2 separate regions of the Homo sapiens genome follow, and region 2 is linked to region 1. The links are chromatin contacts, found by Hi-C in ENCODE. All regions are on one chromosome and are shown on one strand. Each heading gives the region's core, a stretch centred on a gene start or an enhancer-like site at or near the end of the contact. The rest is flanking DNA. Distances are from core to core; before and after follow the strand shown. Region 1 has its middle 93 kb from the start of LINC01648. Region 2 has its middle 14 kb from the start of MATN1-AS1.

Region 1 (3,665 bases), core at 736-3,235:
CTCTGTTCACCGAGGCCCTTTGCCTGGTAAGCTTGCTTAAGGCTGGTGATCTTCTACCTGGTGATGTAGAAAGATGCTGGAGTGAAGAAGAGGATGTTTCCAAGAAGTCAGTAGAGCTGGTGGCTGAGGACAGCATTGGGTGCTGCGGGGGCACTGTGAGAACTACCACTTATTCACCTATGTGTGTGTGCCTTCCCCACAAGAGAGGAAGACCTGCAAAACCAATCAACTCTGGTTCAAGTGAAGTGCCCCTGGCAGAGCCGGAAAGGTGTTACAGGGTTTGTTTGTGTGGATGGAAGAGGCTGACCTGTCCCGCAGCCTGAAAACAGGAGGTGGGAGGGGGTGGGCAATGGAGCCCTCTCTCTGCATGGAGACACTTCAACGAAGATAAGGGAAAGCTTATCAGGCAGCATTCACGGTGTCAACAGCAGACAAGAAATGTTTCTAACACTTCAGCCTTGCCAACACTCCCTATTTATCTCAAGAAACACAAGTGTTTTTCTTTCTTTCTTTTTTTTGTTTCCGTTCTCTCCTGCTATAAAATGCTCAGAGTCTCACAGTGCAAGATGAAGGGTTGACACGCGGTGAAAACTCATTTTTAGATTCCATCAAGTTCCATCAGTCGCACTCCCCTTGCAGCAGAACCCAGCAGACCAGTGGGCAGAGCCAGCAGGCAGGGGGTGGAGGAGGCGGGGAGGGGTTGGGGTGGGGGACAAGCTGAAGGAGGGGGCTAGAGGGTGCGCAGTTCTGGTGAGAGGGCGCCCACTGGATGGGCTTGTTTGGGTCTTGAAGCTATGGTAAGGGTTGGGGAAGGGACATGACAAACATTTAGGGCAGAACTGCCTTTAAACCAGGTCACCAGAGGCCCCTCTGCTTTGGAGGGTCCCAACTAGGCTCTCCCCCACTGCGCCCCATTCCCTGGGGTGAGGATTCTGCAGAGCCAAACGGAGAGCCCAGCAGGACGGTGGCCCTCTTTAGACCTCATTCTGGGACCCCAGAATTTTCCCCCCCAAGTGGCCCTGCACCACCTCCAAGAGCCTGTTTCTCCCTTCTTGCCCAGATCGGGGCTGCAGAGCTGACCTAAGGGTGAACACTGTGCCCAGAGCCCGCACCCCTGGCCTGAGTGCAACCTAGGGGCGGCTATGGGCAGCTTTTGCAATGACGTGAGTCAGTAAGTCTACAGTCAAATTAACCCTCCCCACTCCCACACCCCCCAAGCAGTATCGTGACATCTCTGCTTTAGTCCCTGAAAGCAGGGGCCATGCTCCTTGGTCTGGCCCCAAGTGGGACTCCATTGAGGGATTGCCAGAGGTCACCCAGAGAGACCCAGTGGCTCTCTGAAGGGCACACAGCAATGTGATGGGCAGAACCTCTGTGTCCAAGCCTCGGTCAGCTCAGTGTGTCCAGCCTGAGCTGGGTCCACCATCAGAGAGCCTCCCGTGATTTCAGGCCTTTAGGGAGACTCATGGATGAGAACTATATGCAATTGTTCTTGAACAATATTAGCACCAGCAGTGCCCCGCCCAGCTCCATTGGCACAGAGAGCAGCTGCAGCAGGAGCTGGCTGAGGAGGGAGGCTGGCACCCCAGCAGCTCCCTGGAGTGTGGGGCTAAGGCTCCAATGCCAAGTAAGCTTCTGCAAGGCAGGCACTGCTATGGCTCTCAGAGGGCCCCCTATGCCCACAGTCTTCTCCACTTCTGGGAGCTTCAGCAGTCTCCACCTGCCCACCAGGCCTCCCCCTCCCGGGAGCTTCAGCAGTCTCCACCTGCCCACCAGGCCTCCCCCTCCCTCCTGGGATGCTGTATTAGTCTGCTCTCACATTGCTAAAAAGAACTACCTGAGACTGGGAAATTTATAAAGAAAAGAGGTTTAATTGACTCACAGTTCCACAGGATGTACAGGAGGCATGGCTGGGGAGGCCTCAGGAAATTTATGATCATGGCAGAACGCAAAGGGGAAGCAAACACATCTTACCATTGCAGGGCAGGAAAGAGAAAGAGCAAAGGGGAAATTGCCACACACTTTTAAACCACCAGATCTCATGAGAACTCACTCACTATCATGAGAACAGCAAGGGAGAAGTTCACCCCATTGATCCAGTCACCTCCCACCAGGCCCCTTCTCCAACACTGGGAATTACAATTCAACATGAGATTTGCACGGGGACACAAATCCAAACCATATCAGATGCTCTCTGCACTTGGCAGCCAGGGGCATGGGAAGATGAGACTTCACTGCCAGGTCAGGCACTTGGGCTCATCACAAAACTGAGAGCTTCAGCTTCTGGAAAGTTCTTCTTTCATTGAAATTAAGTAGCTGTTCACCATTAGTGGTGGTGGTGGCATCTTAAACCAGCACTGTTATTGAATGCCTTGCCCATTGCCCATAGGTGGGAACCATCCGTGGTTCTGCTGGGAGAGGCTCAACTGGGATGAGGAAGCCTGAAGGCTTTGGAGTCAGCTCCATCACTGAGCAGCTCGGCTTCCCTGATCAGGCCCCACATCTTTATTATGGAGCTAACAGTCCCCACCACAGGCTGGGGAGGGGAAAATATACTATCCTCTGTGTGCCCTCCAGACACACCTTCACCCCCTCCCCACTCTGTACAAGGAGACTGACCTGCATGGATAGCATCAATAGGGCTCCAGTGCCCTCCTGTGTCCTGGCTCCTGTTGGGTTCTGGAGGCACCAGAGGAGACCAGGGGATGGGAGGAGAGAGAGGCAGGGGAGCTTATTCCCTGGTTCACTCCCTTTGAGCCATGGCTGCAATGGCTGCGTTCCTTTCCTCTGGCCCTAGCCCCATTGGGCAGCCCCTCTCCCATGCCTAGACACTGATCAATATGCCAAGAAATTGATGGGGTGTTGGTTTTGAATTTTAATGAGACCTGTTGGGTTTAAGTAGGGGAGAGACTGAATTTCATTCGACTTTTTTGAAGGCTCCCCTGGGCTGCTGCAGGGCGGGATTAGGGAGGCACACAGGGGTGGACGGTGGACCTGTTGGAGCTGTTGCAAGGTCCAGGCTACTCTGATGGAATTTGGTCCACGATGGAGGCAGTGAAGATAAACCCAACATCAGGTAGGACCAGGAGCCAGAGAAACTGAACTGGCAGAGAAACTCCAGGGTGAGGGGCCAGGAACCCCTGCTGAGCCTGGAGGCAGGGTTAGGGAAGCTCAGTGTAGAGGAAGGACAGGTTGAGGACCCAAGTGGAAGCTGGGAGCTGCTCTAGGTCTTAGCGAAGAGCTGCCTTGAAGAGGGATGTTAGAAACCAATAAGTCCTGCAATTCTGGGCAGCCTGCATCCCCACACGGCACTAAATTACGGCACTAAACTAGTGCCATGACCCTGGCCCTTTCTCCCCTTCTAATTGTTTCAGCATGCACACCCCATCAGTGCAGGAGGGGCAGCAATGTGTACTTCCTGAGGAGTAGGGCCCAGCTGAGGTCCCTGATCCTGCCCTGCCTCCTCCCTTCTAGTCCTGGAGGACAGAGAGCAAGTGGAATTGGGGAGCACTTCCTGGTGTGGAAGCCGGGAAGTTTGGGTGTCTTTTCCAGATTGGCCACTTTCAAGGGGAGGAGGGATTTGCTGTGGGATGCTGGGCCAGTCACTTAACCTCTCTGAGCCTCACTTTTCTCATCTGGGAAACAGGCTAACACCTAGCTCACAG
Region 2 (3,665 bases), core at 390-2,889, 570 kb after region 1:
GATGGATGGATGGATGGATGGATGGATGGATGGATGGATGGATGGATAAATGGGTGGATGGATGGATGGATAGATGGATGGATGGATGGATGGATGGATGGATGATGGATGATGTATAGATGGATGGAAGATAGATAGATGGATAGTGGATGGATGGATAGATGATTAATAAATGGATGGATGGATGATGAATAGATGGATGGATGAACTGATGGTGGATGATGGATGGTGGATAGATGGGTGGATGATGAATGATGGATAGATGGATAGATGATGGATGATGGATGGATGAATTGATGGAAGGATAATGGATGATAAATGGATATGGATGGGTGGGTGGATGAATGTGACTTACCAAATGTTCTGTTAATATTTGTTGATTTAAATTCACATTTCAGTGCTACTAAGCTCCCATGTTGTGAGTGGACATGTTGGACAGCTTCAGGGTATCTAAGAACCTCATAAGTAATGATGATTAGCATAGGTAAGATGAAATTTTGGCTTAATTTCAGACTACATATCTGACAATCAGAGCGGGGTCAGACCCCCCGAGATTACACCAAACCTGTCCCCACCGGACCAACAGAAATTTCCCCCATGGAGGACAAAATCTCAGAGGATAAAGCCCTACTACATTCCAGGGACTTGACCTGCCTCTCTTTGGTGTTCCTCACAGTCACCCCCATGAAGTCAGCCTTGTGGTGTCAACCTACAATCAAGGACATGGTGGCTCCAAGAAGCTGTGTCACCACTGGGTGACACACCAAAGCCTGCCTGGCCCGGGGCTATGAAGTTCGAGGAGGAGTTCCCTAGTGGGGATGGCCCTCATGGAGCTCTGTTGAGGATTGGGGTGGCAAGAACTTGGCCCCTTCCCCTCTAAAAGCCATCAGTCACCTCACCCAGAATAAAGTCCCTGAATAACAGTGGTGCCAAAGCCGATAATAATCATAATGATAACACCAACCTCTGCTTCCCTGGCTGGGCTGACCCTGTGCCAAGCTCCTGCCAGCACGCCACCCTCCTCATCTCATCAACCGTCGCCACAACCCTGTGAGCTGTTACTGCTCACCCCATATCACAGATGAGGAAACTGAGGCTCACAGAGATGCAGCGACCTGCCCAAGGCCCCTCAGCCCCAGGCAGAGCCAGGCTGGCCCTGGGTGTCTGACTCTGGGCCTCAGAGGCCTCCTCCACGTCCCTCACACTTGAGCAGCTTCTCTGACACGTTCATGCTTTTTGCTGTCCCCTCCCCCTGCACAATGTTGACTCAATCATCCCTTTAATCTGACTTGAAATAGGCCGTTTTCCATTTGTCTCACCCTGAGCAACAAAATCCATGAAATCAAGGCTTCAATGCGCTAATTTCTTATGGGTTTTTTCCTGATACTATTAAAATACATACATGACTGGGAAACTATGAAATATCAAATGTTTGTGCACCCACAACCCATGGTCACCTCATATCCCAGTGAGTACACCCCACTCCCTGGGTGGCTCTGACTGCTGTTGGAGAGGCAGCAGGACCGGGGAGGAGGCAGCATCCCAAGTGGACGTGGCCTGTCCTCTCCCAGCCCAGCCCAGCCCAACCCAGGCCAGCCCAGGACAGGGCCGGTTCTTCTCCCTCCTGGAAAGGCCCCACCCACGCCTGCTGCTCCCAGGCTGGGCCTGGGCAAAGGAAACTCTGGCAGCTGGAGGTGGCTCAGCTGACCATAGGCCCTGTGAGGGAAGATCCATTGCTGGGGGGATGGAGGGCATCTCCTCCTCCTCTCTCCTCTTGGTCCCTGGGACCCCATCCTCATTTTCTTCTTATTCCCCTGGCCACTCCTCGGGCTCCCTTGCTGGTCCCTCTGGCTGTCCCTGAAGTGTAGGGGTCCTGGGGCTCTGTTCCAGGCCCTCTCCCCTGACCTTCCTCTCAACTCCTCCCCCCGGGGGCTCATCGCTCACTGCAGCTTCAGTCATCTACATATTTGCCAATGACCCCAAACCTTCACCTGCAGCTCAGGACCTGCTTCTCCTGCCCCCTGGACACCATGGGGCATCCACCGATGCCTGGAAAGGCCCCACCCAAGCCTGCTGCTCCCAGGCTGGGCCTGGGCAAAGGAAACTCTGTGGCAGCTGGAGGGGGCTCCGTTGACCATGAGCCCTGTGAGGGAAGGCCCATTGCGGGGGGACGGAGGGCTGTGATGGACCCAAGGGCCCCTGAGAATGGGATGCACGTTGGGGTGCTCATCACATGCACTCCCCAATACTCCTAACTCCTGGAAAAAGCCCCAGGCATGGGACAGAATTCTTGCTTTGCACCACTCACAGGAGAGTGGCTGAAAGACACTTGCAGTACTCAGGAGAAGGAATTCTGCCAGGAACGAAGTCAGGAGACTGCAAGGGAAAATCTGATGCCAAGAAGAGGGGAAAATCCTTCTCGAACTGTGGCGACCTGCCCAAGCAGAAGCTGCACCAGCCGTGGGAGGAGGAAGATGGCAGGCAGACAGGCCTCCAGGCGGGAGTGGAGGCTGCCGGGCTGGGCAAGGGGTCTGTTCCAGCCTGTTCTGCAGCTGGGACTTGGCCACACTGCAGCAGGTTCACAGATGAAGCCCGCAGGAGCAAGACCCCAACCCATGAACCAGAGGTGCCCCAAAGAGCACCTGGGGCAACAAAGGGATTTCCCCATGGAGGAAGGAAGACCCAGGGGCCATGTGGGGTGGACAAGCCTGGGTCCCAGTGCCAAGGCCGACCTGCTGCTGCAGGTTCCTCTGTCTTCTTAGCCTTGCTTTCCCCCACTGTGAACCTGGGGTAGTCCTGAAACCAGACCAATTGTCTGTTAGAACTGACGTTTTTGGTTTCTTTTGAATAGACATAGAATTGACCCTCCCAGTCTTAAAACTTGAGAATGTTACAATTGTCTTATCTAAGTTCCATTCTCAGCAAACCAACCATCAGAGCCCCAGATAGTATCAAGGAGCTGAAATGCATGGATCACTGCATCAGGACAATGAGATGCCAGACTCCTCACCCATCATGATGGCCTCACTGACCACCTGCTTCCTGTTGACCAGTTTTTCTTCCTTACGCCTCCCTAATTCTTATTCTCCTGGATGTAGGTACATTTCTTCCCTGCTATTGAAACCCCCGATTTTAGTTGGTCGGAGACAGATTTGAGACTAATCTCCCATCTCCCATCTCCTTGGCTACAGAACCCAATTAAAGCCTTCTTCCCCAACAGTACTTGTTGTCTCAGTGATTGACTTTCTGTGCAGTGAGCGGCAGGACCTAGCCTGCAGGTGTTTCAGTTACAGTCTTACCTCCCAAAAGAAGTGTGAGGAATAAAGGAAGTTAGCCTTTTCTTGGAACAATGCTTGGCTCATCATAAGCACCAATATATGTTGGCTGTTTATAAATTTATATTTACTAATTACTAGTTAGGAAATATAATACATGCCACAAGTACACTATTATAAAATAACACATCTTTTTTTTTTTTTTTTGAGATGGAGTCTCTCTCTGTCACCCAGGCTGGAGTGCACTGGCGTGATCTTGGCTCACTGCAAACTCTACCTCCCAGGTTCAAGTGATTCTCCTGCCAATTTATTTATTCTATAATATACAAGTATTATACATAAGTATATATACTTGAGTAGTATCTACTGTGTAGATACTACACTGTAAGT

Evidence for each region. A loop is a pair of places that touch in the nucleus more often than their neighbours do. Pooled maps may share reads with other maps.
Region 2: a map with no recorded cell type shows a loop between it and region 1 (4-fold over the local background). The contact joins two enhancer-like sites. A Hi-C loop is called at or near these places in 11 of 168 maps with a recorded cell type or tissue (HCT116, IMR-90, MCF 10A and 8 more), 5 of 37 single-sample maps with no recorded cell type and 17 of 50 pooled maps.

What each region holds. Positions count from the first base shown.
Region 1 is chr1:30,128,731-30,132,395 of GRCh38, forward strand. No RefSeq gene overlaps it. Among named protein-coding and RNA genes, the nearest start is that of LINC01648, 93 kb to the left of the region's middle. Within about 2 kb of position 1,986, at least 2 of the 41 ENCODE cell types and tissues checked have a DNase peak (open chromatin) inside an H3K27ac peak, as active enhancers do.
Region 2 is chr1:30,702,870-30,706,534 of GRCh38, forward strand. No RefSeq gene overlaps it. Among named protein-coding and RNA genes, the nearest start is that of MATN1-AS1, 14 kb to the right of the region's middle. Within about 2 kb of position 1,640, at least 3 of the 41 ENCODE cell types and tissues checked have a DNase peak (open chromatin) inside an H3K27ac peak, as active enhancers do.